4 separate regions of the Homo sapiens genome follow, and regions 1, 3 and 4 are each linked to region 2. A link is a contact called in ENCODE Hi-C or POLR2A ChIA-PET data. All regions are on one chromosome and are shown on one strand. The core of a region is the stretch at or near the end of the contact, and the rest is flanking DNA. Distances in the headings are between cores, read along the strand shown.

Region 1 (3,263 bases), core at 231-2,730, 360 kb before region 2:
AGGGGGTTTTCCACTTTTACAAATTTTTAGTTGACAAATCCTTCTTGGGAGAAAAGAGTACAAAAAAGACCAATGTGTAAAACAGACAGATTGGAGCAACTCTGTTTAGGGGAGGAATGGAGGGAGATAAGGCTCTCCAGAAACAAGAGGCCCTGAAGACACATCTATGAAGTCAGCCTTAAGGGCTGAGCCTGAGGACTGGTGAAGCTCACTCAGCTGGACTCCCTTCCCCAGGGCCACAGATTGCCTGTGGCTGAAGTGAAGTTGTGGAGAGCGCCTCGGGGGCTGGGACTGTCCGCCCGACACCTGGACACCCTGCTCATGCCCGCCTGGGGCAGTGCTGTGAGGGTGCGGGAGGGCCACTCCGCGGAGGCCCTGACAGGCCATGCGTTCCTCTGATGGCCTGTCCCACTTCAGAGCCCAGGACCTGCGTGACAACATCCCACAGCCACTTCAGGAAAAGAGGACTAGGAGAGACTGGTGAGGGCAGCCAGGGCTCTGCTGAGCAGTGGGACAGCGGGGAAGACAGAAATCCTCCAGGGTCTGCCCAGATGGCCAGAGGGCGAAAGGGGTGCTCCAAATCACAGACCCGCTGCAGCCTTGCCCTTAGACACCACCCAGGTCTGTCCCCCAACTTCATAGACCAGGAAACTGAGGCCCAGAGAGAAAGAGGTGAATTTGCCTAGGTTTCTCAGCTGATGGGTGGCACGGCCTGGACAAGAACCCAAATCTCTTGACCTCTGGTCCAGTACCCTTTTCCAAAGGAAAAGGAAAACATGGTTTTGCGAGAATAACACAGAGACAGGGCCAAATAAGTCAAAATGAGGACTAGACACTTGAAGGTAGGAGCCCTGTATCTGCGACGCGATTCTCTGTTAACCTGCCGGGTGACCTGGGGCAGAAAGCAACCCCCAACCCTGGTCTGGATCCAGTTTCCTCCCGAGTGGGGTCTAACACCCTCACCAGCACCTTCCACTCTGGAGTGAGAGGGACAGGTACAAGAGCGCCGCTGCCGCCTGGGATCTCTGCACAGCCACTTCGCAGGCAGCCTGAGAAACGTCCGTTGCTCCACCAGGCGGAGTTCTGCCCCGCGAGTCTTCATCCCAGGTAAGGCCCCCCCACCTCGTGCCCTGAGTCTACGCGCGGGCCTTTTCCTTTGAGCCAGGGATACACCCGCCGCCGGCCCCCACAGGTCTGCGCTCATGCACATCGCCTTGCATCCGTTCAGTTACCGGCACCCGCTCCCTCGCTCGCAAACTCCCGCACTAGCCCGGCCACCGCCTCTGCTCGCGCGCGCGGGGTGCTGGAGCCTCACCGCGGGCGCTCTAGCCCCGGGCGGGTTCCCGGGAAGCCGCGGCGAGCGCGGGGAGGCGAGGATCCCGGCAGAGATGGGTAGGGTGCCAACGCCCAGGCCCCGCCCTCTCCACCCGGCCCCGCCCCCGCAGGGCCCGCCCCGGCCGGCAGGGAGGATGTGAGCTCACTCCCGCCTCCATGTTCCCGGAGTCGCCTGGAAGCGTCCGCCCAAGGTCGCGGGCCGCTTGGGGAGTCAGCAGCGCGCCAGGCCCCTTCGGGCCCCACACGCATTAGGTGCCTTCTTGATGGGTACGGAGTGAACGCGGGCGGCGGCGGGACCGAGGCAGCGCCCAGTTTGTAACCGCCGCGCCGCCCGTGCCCGCGCGCGCCACACCCCAGCGCGCTTCCGGCCGGGCCACGTGACCGCGCGTGCACGTGTTCCGGCCTCTCCGCTTCGCCGCTCCGAACCTCCTCCTGGTCGTCCCGGCATTCGTCCACGCGGAGCCGGCTTGGGCGGGGCCCGGGAGGCGGCGGCCGGAGAAGCCGCGGAGACGCGAGCGCCGAGCGTCGCGAGGGAGCAGGCCCGGGCAGGCAAGCGGCGGCCTCCGCCATGAACCCCAGGGGCCTGTTCCAGGACTTCAACCCCAGTAAGTTTCTCATCTACACCTGCCTGCTGCTCTTCTCGGTGCTGCTGCCCCTCCGCCTGGACGGCATCATCCAATGGAGCTACTGGGCCGTCTTTGCCCCCATATGGCTGTGGAAGCTTCTAGTCGTCGCAGGCGCCTCCGTGGGCGCGGGCGTTTGGGCCCGCAACCCTCGCTACCGCACCGAGGGAGAGGCCTGTGTGGAGTTCAAAGCCATGCTGATCGCTGTGGGCATCCACCTGCTGCTGCTCATGTTCGAAGTCCTGGTCTGCGACAGGGTGGAGAGGGGCACCCACTTCTGGCTGCTGGTCTTCATGCCTCTCTTCTTCGTGTCCCCCGTGTCCGTGGCTGCCTGCGTCTGGGGCTTTCGACACGATAGGTCGCTGGAGCTGGAGATCCTGTGCTCGGTCAACATCCTGCAGTTCATCTTCATCGCCCTAAAGCTGGACAGGATTATTCACTGGCCGTGGCTGGTGGTGTTTGTGCCCCTGTGGATCCTCATGTCGTTCCTTTGCCTGGTCGTCCTCTATTACATCGTCTGGTCCCTCCTGTTCCTGCGGTCCCTGGATGTGGTTGCCGAGCAGCGGAGAACACACGTGACCATGGCTATCAGTTGGATAACGATTGTCGTGCCTCTGCTCACTTTTGAGGTCCTGCTGGTTCACAGATTGGATGGCCACAATACATTCTCCTACGTCTCCATATTTGTCCCCCTTTGGCTTTCCTTACTAACTTTAATGGCCACAACATTTAGGCGAAAGGGGGGCAATCATTGGTGGTTTGGCATTCGCAGAGACTTCTGTCAGTTTCTGCTTGAAATTTTCCCATTTTTAAGAGAATATGGGAACATTTCATATGATCTCCATCACGAAGATAGTGAAGATGCTGAAGAAACATCAGTTCCAGAAGCTCCGAAAATTGCTCCAATATTTGGAAAGAAGGCCAGAGTAGTTATAACCCAGAGCCCTGGGAAATACGTTCCCCCCCCTCCCAAGTTAAATATTGATATGCCAGATTAAACTCCTAGAGAGGACCCAGGCACACACAGACTCCACTTGGCCTTCGCCTCTTGTTCATTCATCCCAAACCTGGAAATGGAAACAGGCTTCAAACACTCGTCTCACGCCGTGTTTGAGATCACCGCCTCATCAGTATGCATCATAGATGGAGGTGGTTTCAGTATGTGGGTGTGTGTGATGTGTACCTGGGTAAGAGACTTGCTTTCCAGGTTCGCACTTTCAGGTGTAGCTGGGGGCAGTAAGTCGAATTGTTTTAGTAGGTCCTCAAAAGGAATAACCACACAGCTGTTTGTTTAAATGCTACTGT
Region 2 (3,577 bases), core at 112-2,611:
TGATTATTTTAGGTTCAACCTGGGAAAGGCTGCATTACTGACATTTCTACTCACTTCCATTTTTACATGGGTTTATTTATCAGGAAACAACAGTATAACTCTAGGCCCCTGAAGAAGCTCAAGTGGTCTAGTGAAGGCATCAAAGTATGAGGAAAGTTTATTTTAATTTTAGTTCAGTATAAAAGCATTTATTTTCACTGAAACTAGCTGGCCCTTGGTTTGTTTTTCTTTGTGTCATCCTCGTATTTTTCCATGACTGGTTTGTAATACAAAATCAGTAAATGATGTCAAAAAAATAAGTGGTAGTATTTAACGTTTGATATATAATTCCCACTAGCTATTCATTCAGAGAATGAAGATCCCAACCATGAGAGAGAGGAAGAAAAAAACAAACCAACTTTTCTCATAAACATTATTTGTATTTTCTATAGCCCTTCTATTAATATAGCCTTATAAACAGATTTCTAAAACATTAATCCAGAACCATTTCTTCAGCCTCCTAATCTTTCTAAAAGTATACAAAATATTCCCTTCAAAATGGAGATCCTCTTACACTAATCAAAAGAATATACTTTATTGCAGAAGTCCCTCACTGTATAAGCATATAAATTTACAAAGAATTCAATCAGAATTTGCTTGTATACCCTTTATCTCGGTTCAGAGTAAGGTATATCCTTTAGTGCATTTTATAACACTTAATTGTCAAAGTAAACATTTCTATTATTCATCACATGCTATCTTCTATTTCTATGATGTGATCTATCTAATTAAAAGAACCACAATTGCAATTACTGAAGAATAAGTAAAAATCCAAGAAATTTAATGCCAAATAATTGTACAGCTCTGAAATTTAATCTCTATCTTATTTGTGAGGGTCTCTGATGAAATTTGGAAATTTGACATTGAATAAATTAAGAATTTTTATTAGAAATAGCTCTCTATAAATACAATAAAAAACTAATTTTACTTTAGTGCAGACTAATTTATATACATCTGAAGGTATTTTAACCTTTATGCCCAATTTCCTCTCTTTCAGTCAACAGGCATAAATTGGATTTACTTTTTAGTTGTCTGAGACACATAATTAATGAAAGTGACATTACCTGACATAATTATGAAAACCTTAAAGCTAATAACTTCTGAAAGATTAAAATGTCAAGAAAAGAGGAACAAAAGCAAAAGAATTACCTCTATTTAAGTCAAGTAAAAAAAAAACTCATCAAATCAGTGAACACTGTAAATCAGAAAGGACTTTCTACACTAAACTGAGAGGAAAAACTAAATGAAAATGAAAGACAAAATCTTACACTTACTGGGTTATCTGTGGAATCATCAGCCAACTGTAAACCAAAATAGTCCTGCTCAGTCAAATCTAGATGCTTGAAGACGACATCCAACAAGACTTGCCCCTGATCATGTTTCTGTAAAAAAAAAAAAAAATTGAATGAAATCAACTTTGATAGGTTACATTCTTCACATTTTTTAACCTGGTTGACTTTTGTCCTCATCTATTAACCCATTTATGCCAGAGGTAGCAAACGTTTTTTGTGTGAAAAATCAGGCCTTGGCAATGACCTTGAGCAGTAGGATATAAATAACTCCCATAAGCTTAGCAAGCCAATAATGGAGCACTAGGCATAAATGGGTTAACTTGGTAACTGTTTTCATACCAATGACTTGGTTGAGAAAAAAGACTTCACATGTGACACAGCACTTTTAGAAAACAACCTGACCTTAGGCAAACTGGTTTAAAGAGCATATAATAAATATGAAAATACAAAGAAACATTTGATTGAAAATACTTTTCACTTTCAGGCTATCACGATATTTTTTTAGTTTATATTATTGCCACATTAACTCATGCATATATCTATATCATTTTGTTATGCCTTTTATTCTTATATTTAAATTGTGACTGGAAAGTGACATATTTGGCTAAATATTACTTAAAATATAATTTTGTATTATAATGCCATAAAAGGGGAACGAAGATGGTAACAATTATTTATAGCAAACTGATAAAGGATTGCTAATATTTTCATTGCCAAAGTACTCAGAGAACTTTAGAAAACTATCTCATTTTAACCTCATACTAATTCTATCATGTAGGCATTAAAGAGTAAATACAACTTCCCCAAGTTCCAAAGCTGTTAAACTGTGGTACAAAAGGCATGATTAGATAATCCCCCTCCAATAAAAAATATAACTTATGAGTAAAAACAGACAAATGATCAACATGTTCAGTTAAAATAAAAAAAGAAAATGGGAAATTATAATGACATGCCATGGGCAAACAACCCCCAAAATAAAATCCAATGATAAAAAATAAAGACAAGAAATACTTATTGCTGCTAACATGGTAGAAAGATATCTGTTGGGAAAGCAATTTGACAAAACAAGCAATAACAATATCAACTACTCTGGCATCTTAACATAAGTAGCAAACAAAAGCTAATACTGGAGGAAACTTCTATACCTATCAATAAATTCACTAGAGAAGTTTATTCTCGTTACATTTATATACAACATATATTAGAAAAATATGTGCAATGGTTTGAGTTTGTCCCCTAGAATTCATGTGTTGAAAATTTGGTCCCTGGTATGGTGATTTTGAGAGACAGGACCTTTAAGAGGTGATTAGGTCATTTAGAAGGATTAATGTCACATTCCAGGGACAAGGTTAATTCTCAAGGGAGCGAGTGAGTTCTCACTATCACAGTACTAGATTAATTACCACAAATGGGTTGGTATAAAGTGAGGCTGCCCCTGGAGTTCTATCCCTTTTACATGCACCCACTTCCCCTTCTGCTTCTCTGTCATGTTATGACAGCACGCAACCCTCAGAACAGACCAGATGTGGCCATCTGATCCCGGACCTCCCAGCCAAAATAAACTTTTTTTTTTTTTTTTGAGATGGAGTTTCGCTCTTGTTGCCCAGGCTAGAGTGCAATGGCACAATCTGATCTTGGCTCACTGCAACCTCCGCCTCCCACGTTCAAGCGATTCTCCTGTCTCAGCCTCCTGAGTAGCCAGCATTATAGGTGCATGCCACCACGCCCAGCTAATTTTTGTATTTTTAGTAGAGCCAGAGTTTCATCATATTGGTCAGGCTAGTCTCGAACTCCTGACCTCAGGTGATCTGCCTGCCTCAGCCTCCCAAAGTGCTGGGATTACAGATGTGAGCCACCGCGCCTAGCCAATAAACCTCTTTTTAAAATAAATTACCCAGTCTCAGGTATTCTGTTATAGCAACAGAAAATGGATATGGTAGAGAATAGCAATATATTTTACCACTAGTTTTTCTTCTCATTAGCTATAGCAGTTTAGAAGCTTCCAGGTACCAGTCAGAATTCAAACTTATGGATGAAACACTAAGGACATTTTTTTTTCATATAATGGAAAGTACAGAGGCACAAAAGACTCCAGCGCAAGCTAATTTGGCAGATGAGGGACATTAAGACTAGGTTTCTTTCCATCTTTCTCATCTGCATTCCAAGTGTTGGCTATATTCGTGAGCCTTTAGCAAGATGCTCACAGCAATTCCAAGATTCATATCCATGTGACAATGTTTAAAAGA
Region 3 (3,165 bases), core at 413-2,912, 420 kb before region 2:
GGTGAATATTGTATTGTTTTGAAACTTCAGTTTTGATTAGATCTGCATGTGTACACGACAAGTATGTCATCCCATCCCCAGTTTCCATGCAGACACAGTAATGTTATAGGCCACAGAATCGAGACAGATATGTTAGGCAGTAATCACATTCCAATACGTACCATTTTTCTACTACAAAGTGAAAAAAATGAAAGGAAATACGACAAGCCCTATGGAAAAGTACTTCAAAAGTGTCTTCTACAAAAATACCATTACTCGTAGCATATTAAATTTTACGTCTACTAAAAATTATCAGCTATCTGAAAGTACTAATCAAAACTAAATATTTAAAAAAATTAAATACCCCATTTCCATTATTTTGGTCCCATGAGAATATTTCTACTTTTATATGCCAATACATTCTAAAAAGAGTCCCCTTCAAAAATGTATTTTGTAGAGATCTGTATTGATTTTTATATGGTATAGGGTAACATTTCACAATAATAAAAATATTTTCTAGGCGTGGTGGCTCACATCTGTAATGCCAGCACTCTGGGAGCCTGAGGAGGGAGGAACACTTGAGCCCAGGAGTTCAAGACCAGCCTGGGCAACATAGGGAGACCTTGTATCTACAAAAAAAAAAACAAAAAAAAAAACTAAAATTTTCATGTAGTCAATTTAAGTGCCAGACATCAAATATTTTAAGACAAACTAAAAAAGATGAAAAGATGCTTGAAATTGGCTTTGTGTAGCCTTGTTATAGCCTACATTTGAACTGGGGTCAAAGAACATGATACATTTGAAGTCATGTGATCATTATAAACTATGAACAATAAAAACTGATAGCTTTCTGGCTCATTAGTCTTGCAGGGGCACACAAAATTACCTCATTGATAAACATATCGATCCAAAAATGGGAGTACCAAGTTCTGGTCTCTTATGACAGAACTTATCTTAGTTCATAAAATATTTTCCAGAAAAAGTTTCAAGGAAGACAGCATATTCACATGTCATTTTATATTGGGGCCTTTCTATTTGGAAGATAGTACACAAATGCTGTTTTAAAACTGCTAACAGACATGAAGTAAAGTGACTTGAGTTTAGCCACAGGGCTCAGATAATTGACCTGCATTCTTCTGTTCCCAACAACATGAGAAACCTACGCAGAGGTCAACTTCCCCTTCTTTCTGGTTTTAGGTATTCATCTGTCCTTTTTCTTCTAAGGATCTCTCTTTCCACCTAACAACCAAAACCCTTTTCCACATTGAGGGGAGCCCTGCTCCAACTCTGTGAGAACGCCCGAGTGCTATCTGTGCATGTGTGGTGACTGAGGAGAGGACAAGGAGCACTTGAAATACCTGTATTTCTCCATATCCTCTGCAGAGAACTCTCCTGCCCACTTCCCTTCTAAGTAAGTCACAGAACAACAGGAAATCAAAAGGCTCGGGACAGGGAAGAAAAGAAGAGAGTGTGTGCATCTGTCCTGTTTTACCCTCTATGAGGCATTAAAAACAGGACTACGCAGATGCAAACAATTATAAATACATGGGCTACATTCAAACAGAGCAGCCCTTAGGAAGGTCTGAAATGTCTAAAAATTAACAGAACTTCTCATAATGAGTCATAGTCACTTAACTAGTCACTGCACCACACGCACTCTGCTTCCAGAAAAGTAGGTCTTCGACTCTGAAGCCTGGAGCTATGAAGCATCACTGAGGCACCTCCCTATTATCTTTCACTAGCCCTGCTGGGTGACCTGTGCTCACCCGAGGCCTCCCTGGCTCAGTGATGCTTCCATCCAAGTCCTGGAAGGATAGCTAGCTTTCTCCTTTTCACCTCTGGTTGACCACCTTACTGTCAGACCAGAACTTGCTGAAGAATGAAAAAAACTGATTTGATTTTTGGGTTTTTTCTCTTCAGTTCCCTACTAAACTCTAGATCTGCTTCTTAAAAAGTCATCTAGATAGATATGTTTATAAGAAGAACAGATTTTTTAAAACTCAATTATGTAGGAGAAAGGGAAGGGCATGGGGTAAAGAGACATTTATAGAGCATAAGAATTATGCCCAAAAGGCTATTTCTTTATAACAAAATGAACTGAAGGTATTTTTTTCACTGCTATATTTTCTTTTTCTTTCTTCTCTAACACCTTCATGGAGAATAGTTGCCATATTTTAAAATAAATAACAATGGATATTCTACTCACTATGGAAGCACCATGTGTCTACACTGTGACAGGGGACAATGGAGGGTAGCCAGGTTCTTGCCCACATGAAATTCACAGTCTAATACATCCTTTCATTTCATTTCTCAACTCACAAGTGCATTTCCAGAGAAAGAAACAAAATCCTGACACTAAGTAAACTTGCCCATGGTCAGTGAGCGGCAAGGCAGGGATTCAAACCAGGTCTCCTGACTCTAAAGCCGCGTTCTCGTCCCTCCACTGTGCTGAAAGTCCTTAAGTAGCAGCAAATGGTCATTTTGACTCCCATCTTTCACTTTCCAGTCATTGTTTCATAACCTTCAACACAGACTAAACCTGCTACTTTTTTTAGTAACATTATTTAAAGGATAGATGGTTAATTTATCAATGAAAATCTCTGAGTATTTATAGGAACAAAATTATATGTTCTTGATTATATGGAATAGCTTCATTGTTTTCGGGGACAGTAAGACTCTTAAAATTATTTTATTCAGAAATCACAGATCAGGAAAGCCCAAAGAGATTATAATCATCATAGTCTATAATGTGCCAAGATTCAGAAAGCCCCAGAAGATTCTTTAGACAGAATTATTCCTGAGAACAAGCTCAGCCCTCTCCTAGTATGCTCAGCCCCAAATTCTTCATAGGCCTAAGACATATGAGAAAAGGCAAAAAGCTTCCTGGGGGCTTCTGCTATTTCATTTCAGACATACCTGAATTCGGCAGTTGCTGTAAAGGATTCATGTTCTGTGATTGAGAACACAAGAAGAAACCCTTCCCCACTCCGAAAGTAGTTATCTCGAATGGCTGCGTAGTCCTCTTGCCCAGCGGTGTCCAGAATATCTATCTGAACTTCTTCCCCATCAAGAACCACTTTCTTTCTATAACTGTCAGCTTTGGTAGGTTCATAGTCTTCTACAAACTGAGGAAATAAACATTATCGGTAATTAACAAAGTCTTAAGGGGAACAAAATCTGCCAAAA
Region 4 (3,113 bases), core at 444-2,943, 320 kb before region 2:
CAGGGCCCAACTGGGCCTCTCTCCCAGGCAGAAAACAGAGGGGAGAGGGAAAGAGAAGACTTCCAACTTTTCTCAGCTTTGCCAACACCCATATGGTGCAGTATGACTCTGCCCAGCAGAAGTCCTGAAACCAACCCAGGTGGCACTGTTCCTCGCTGGATGGTGCAGTGCAAACCCAGAGAAGGCTGGGGACTGGTGGGCGCCAAGAGAAGGAGAAGTCAACACCTGCATACTCTACCACACGCTGTGACACACACTTCATGTGCCATTTCAGACAAAAAACCTGAGGTATTAAGCAGTAGAGCCCAGATCCGATGTCCAAAGCTGTGGTGATACTGCACCATGCTGTCCTTGGAATGACCACCGTGCCTTCCAGGATATGCTGGGGATGACCAATGAGGTTTTCAACCTTTGAAAATGCCCCTACTCCCAAATTTACACCACAAAAACATGGAAATCAACCTAAAAACAGTGCGGCTGCTTCTGCTCACTTCCTCAGGTTTGTACCAACAGTGGATCTGGTCTAACTCTGTTGAGGTCAGCATGTAGGAATCACAGTTCCAAGAAACAGAAACAGTGCACAAAAACATGAATGTCTCACGAAGGTTTATTTGAATAGAGTTACATCTAGAGTTCTCATTTCAGTGTACAAACAACTCAGTGCAGTGTTTCTAATACAAGTCATATAAAACTGGAACACACTAAATGAATAGTGCACTTGATAGAAAAATAAATTACACTTTAAATGCTACTGCAAAGTTTTACACATATAAAAGGTAAACACAAAATAGTTAGTGAGACCCTCATAACCACTTATCATATCCAGATAAGGAGATAAAAGGGGCAAAGGAATCTGTGCTATAAAAAAAAATCTCTCTGAAGAGGAGAAATCCTGACAAGTAACTGAATGATCATCTCAAGCAATGTGGTGACATAGGGACTTACAGATCGTATCTCTTAGAACTGGGAAGGAATCATAGCTCTACCAATGTGTTAACACAACCCAGTTCAGCTCAGGGCAAATTTCTATAATTCAAACAAATGTCCTCATACTAACGCCTAATATGTAGGAAAAGTTTCCAACTTTCTTCTGACCACTGAAGAGGTACAGTGTTTAAATTTTTGAGAGGATAAAAAGGACAAATAATCTAGAAATGTGTCTTCTTCAGTCTGCAGAAGACCCCAGGTCTCCAAGCAACCACATGGTCAAGGGCATGAATAATTAAAAGTTGGTGGGAACTCACAAAGACCCTCAGAGCTGAGACACCCACAACAGTGGGAGCTCACAAAGACCCTCAGAGCTGAGACACCCACAACAGTGGGAGCTCACAAAGACCCTCAGAGCTGAGACACCCACAACAGCACCTCGTTCAGCTGCCACATGTGTGAATAAGGATGCAATGTCCAGAAGTGTTGGCTGCCTCCAAGTGACAGGTAACACTGCAGAACCTATCTGAGGACCTGCCAGCCTCCCGTTTCACGCAGCCACTCTGCTGCTCTACAAAGTTTCACATCAGGGGTCAGCGGCTTTGTAAAGGGGACTCCGCAGGAACACAGCTGTGCTGGGGCTGCTGCTGCTGTACTGCGCCAGCAGAGCTGAGTGGGACAGTATTTACCATCTCTGGTCCTTTACAGAACAAGACTGCTGACTCCTCTCAATGACAAGACAAAAACTCTGCTTCTCGAGACTCTTACTTAGAAAAATAGCAGATTTTTCTCTCTGTGACTGATAAATAATTCTGCTAACAAGACTTCTGAAGGAAATCTTCATTTTGGGGCTTAGCTAAGAGAAGAAGAGGTGCAAGTTTTAGCCAGAAGTGAGAAGCATAAGATAACAAGTAGTCCAGATCCAAGAACCCAAGAACAACTCAGGGCTTTCATCCTTAAATCTCCATAGGATATCTGTGATTGTACAAAGGCAAAGGCTAGAGACAAATGTTAGGAGACTATAAGAAATATTTTTAAAAGTTTTTTCTTAAAACAATGTATAAATGTTAAGGAAGTAAGCACACAAGGAACAGAATCATTCCTCTGTTCAGCAGTGTCTCCTGAAGAGTAGGAATGAAATGACCATGACCTCCTGTGTGTCAAAAGATGATGCTACTGACATGTCACAAATTAGGTCTCACTGATTAATTTACAAGTTCTCAGGCAAAGTCTAGAGCAGGTAACTGAAACCTTCACGTCTTATTTTAAACCATCCTGTCAACTCCCACTTCCCCTATCAGGGCTATGAAATGGACTGAGTTGAGGTTCCTCTCCTGTCTGCCCGCAGGGAGGCAGCACTATCTGCTCCCCGCCACCCCACCGTGCTCCGTCCGAGGCGTGCACGGCAAACCCTCAGCAGTGCCCCCGGCTGCCCCTTCTCCAACCTCAGCCCAGTCTCACCAGCCTGCTTCTCACCCACTATCATCTCCAACCTTTCTCTTTGAACCCATCAAGGATGCCGGCACACATGCCTCTCTCTTCTCAAGAGACAGACATCTCCCCTTCCCTACCTGCCACATTCGTAGACCACCTCAGCCCTGCCTCTCCCCACCACACTGTTCTCAGGGGAGCAGAACAGGAAGAGCTGTTACAGCAGCTCTGCGCATGGCAGCAGCAGCAGCTATGACAGGAAACCAATCCCCAACACGCATTTAATCTGTCGGGGCCAATTCAGCATTCAAGTATGAACTTCCGTGTTTGCCACTTCATGTCAGGGCATGAGACAAAGTTTCCTCTGAGCTTGAAATTCAAGTGAATTTTAACAAAGTCCCTACCAATATTCTAACTGTCAAGAATACAGGTATCCAACGACATAAAGGTCACAGACTATGTCCAACTACCTAATTCCTAATTTTAGGAAGTTTAAAATAAGGATGTTGTCACCTCCTGAACTGGATGGGAGATTTAGGTCTTCCAAGGCATAATGCCTCAGCTGCTCTGTGGTGAGCAGCACAACGGTAACCCTGTAGGACATCTACGGTTGCCAAGACACTGAAAATTTGATGCTCATTCCATCATGTCCTGGGTCAAGCCCCTGGTTCTAGGTGTCACCTTCAGCTTTGAGAAAATATGTCCTATAATTAAGAACTGGCAAGAGCCCCACCAGTGAAACTCAGAAGCTGTTT

The links. A loop is a pair of places that touch in the nucleus more often than their neighbours do. ChIA-PET counts read pairs that join two places held with the same protein, here RNA polymerase II (POLR2A). Pooled maps may share reads with other maps.
Region 1: a pooled map shows a loop between it and region 2 (3-fold over the local background). The contact joins the promoter of TMEM185B here to the enhancer-like site in region 2. A Hi-C loop is called at or near these places in 3 of 37 single-sample maps with no recorded cell type and 10 of 50 pooled maps.
Region 3: a map with no recorded cell type shows a loop between it and region 2 (6-fold over the local background). The contact joins two enhancer-like sites. A Hi-C loop is called at or near these places in 4 of 37 single-sample maps with no recorded cell type and 3 of 50 pooled maps.
Region 4: a loop to region 2 is called in a pooled map, with 8 times the contacts of the local background. The contact joins two enhancer-like sites. A Hi-C loop is called at or near these places in 10 of 37 single-sample maps with no recorded cell type and 12 of 50 pooled maps. POLR2A ChIA-PET finds 5 or more read pairs at or near these places in 2 of 52 experiments (activated T-cell and activated naive CD4-positive, alpha-beta T cell).

The regions. Positions count from the first base shown.
Region 1 is chr2:120,221,617-120,224,879 of GRCh38, reverse strand. It overlaps TMEM185B (transmembrane protein 185B), which reads left to right and starts at 1,480. Exons shown (of 1, transcript NM_024121.3): 1 at 1,480-3,263. The coding sequence starts at 1,904. The coding sequence ends at 2,956. RefSeq lists an enhancer at 524-1,187 and silencers at 1,282-1,442, 1,162-1,531, 1,682-1,881.
Region 2 is chr2:119,860,380-119,863,956 of GRCh38, reverse strand. PTPN4 (protein tyrosine phosphatase non-receptor type 4) reads right to left here. Exons shown (of 27, transcript NM_002830.4): 3 at 1,314-1,421. Among named protein-coding and RNA genes, the nearest start is that of PTPN4, 100 kb to the right of the region's middle. RefSeq lists a silencer at 2,703-2,752. Within about 2 kb of position 1,361, at least 2 of the 41 ENCODE cell types and tissues checked have a DNase peak (open chromatin) inside an H3K27ac peak, as active enhancers do.
Region 3 is chr2:120,285,813-120,288,977 of GRCh38, reverse strand. RALB (RAS like proto-oncogene B) reads right to left here. Exons shown (of 5, transcript NM_002881.3): 3 at 2,896-3,104. Among named protein-coding and RNA genes, the nearest start is that of RALB, 35 kb to the right of the region's middle. RefSeq lists an enhancer at 1,269-1,438. Within about 2 kb of position 1,662, at least 5 of the 41 ENCODE cell types and tissues checked have a DNase peak (open chromatin) inside an H3K27ac peak, as active enhancers do.
Region 4 is chr2:120,176,596-120,179,708 of GRCh38, reverse strand. It overlaps EPB41L5 (erythrocyte membrane protein band 4.1 like 5), which reads right to left. Exons shown (of 25, transcript NM_020909.4): 25 at 590-3,113. Among named protein-coding and RNA genes, the nearest start is that of TMEM185B, 45 kb to the left of the region's middle. RefSeq lists an enhancer at 2,476-2,575. Within about 2 kb of position 1,693, at least 2 of the 41 ENCODE cell types and tissues checked have a DNase peak (open chromatin) inside an H3K27ac peak, as active enhancers do.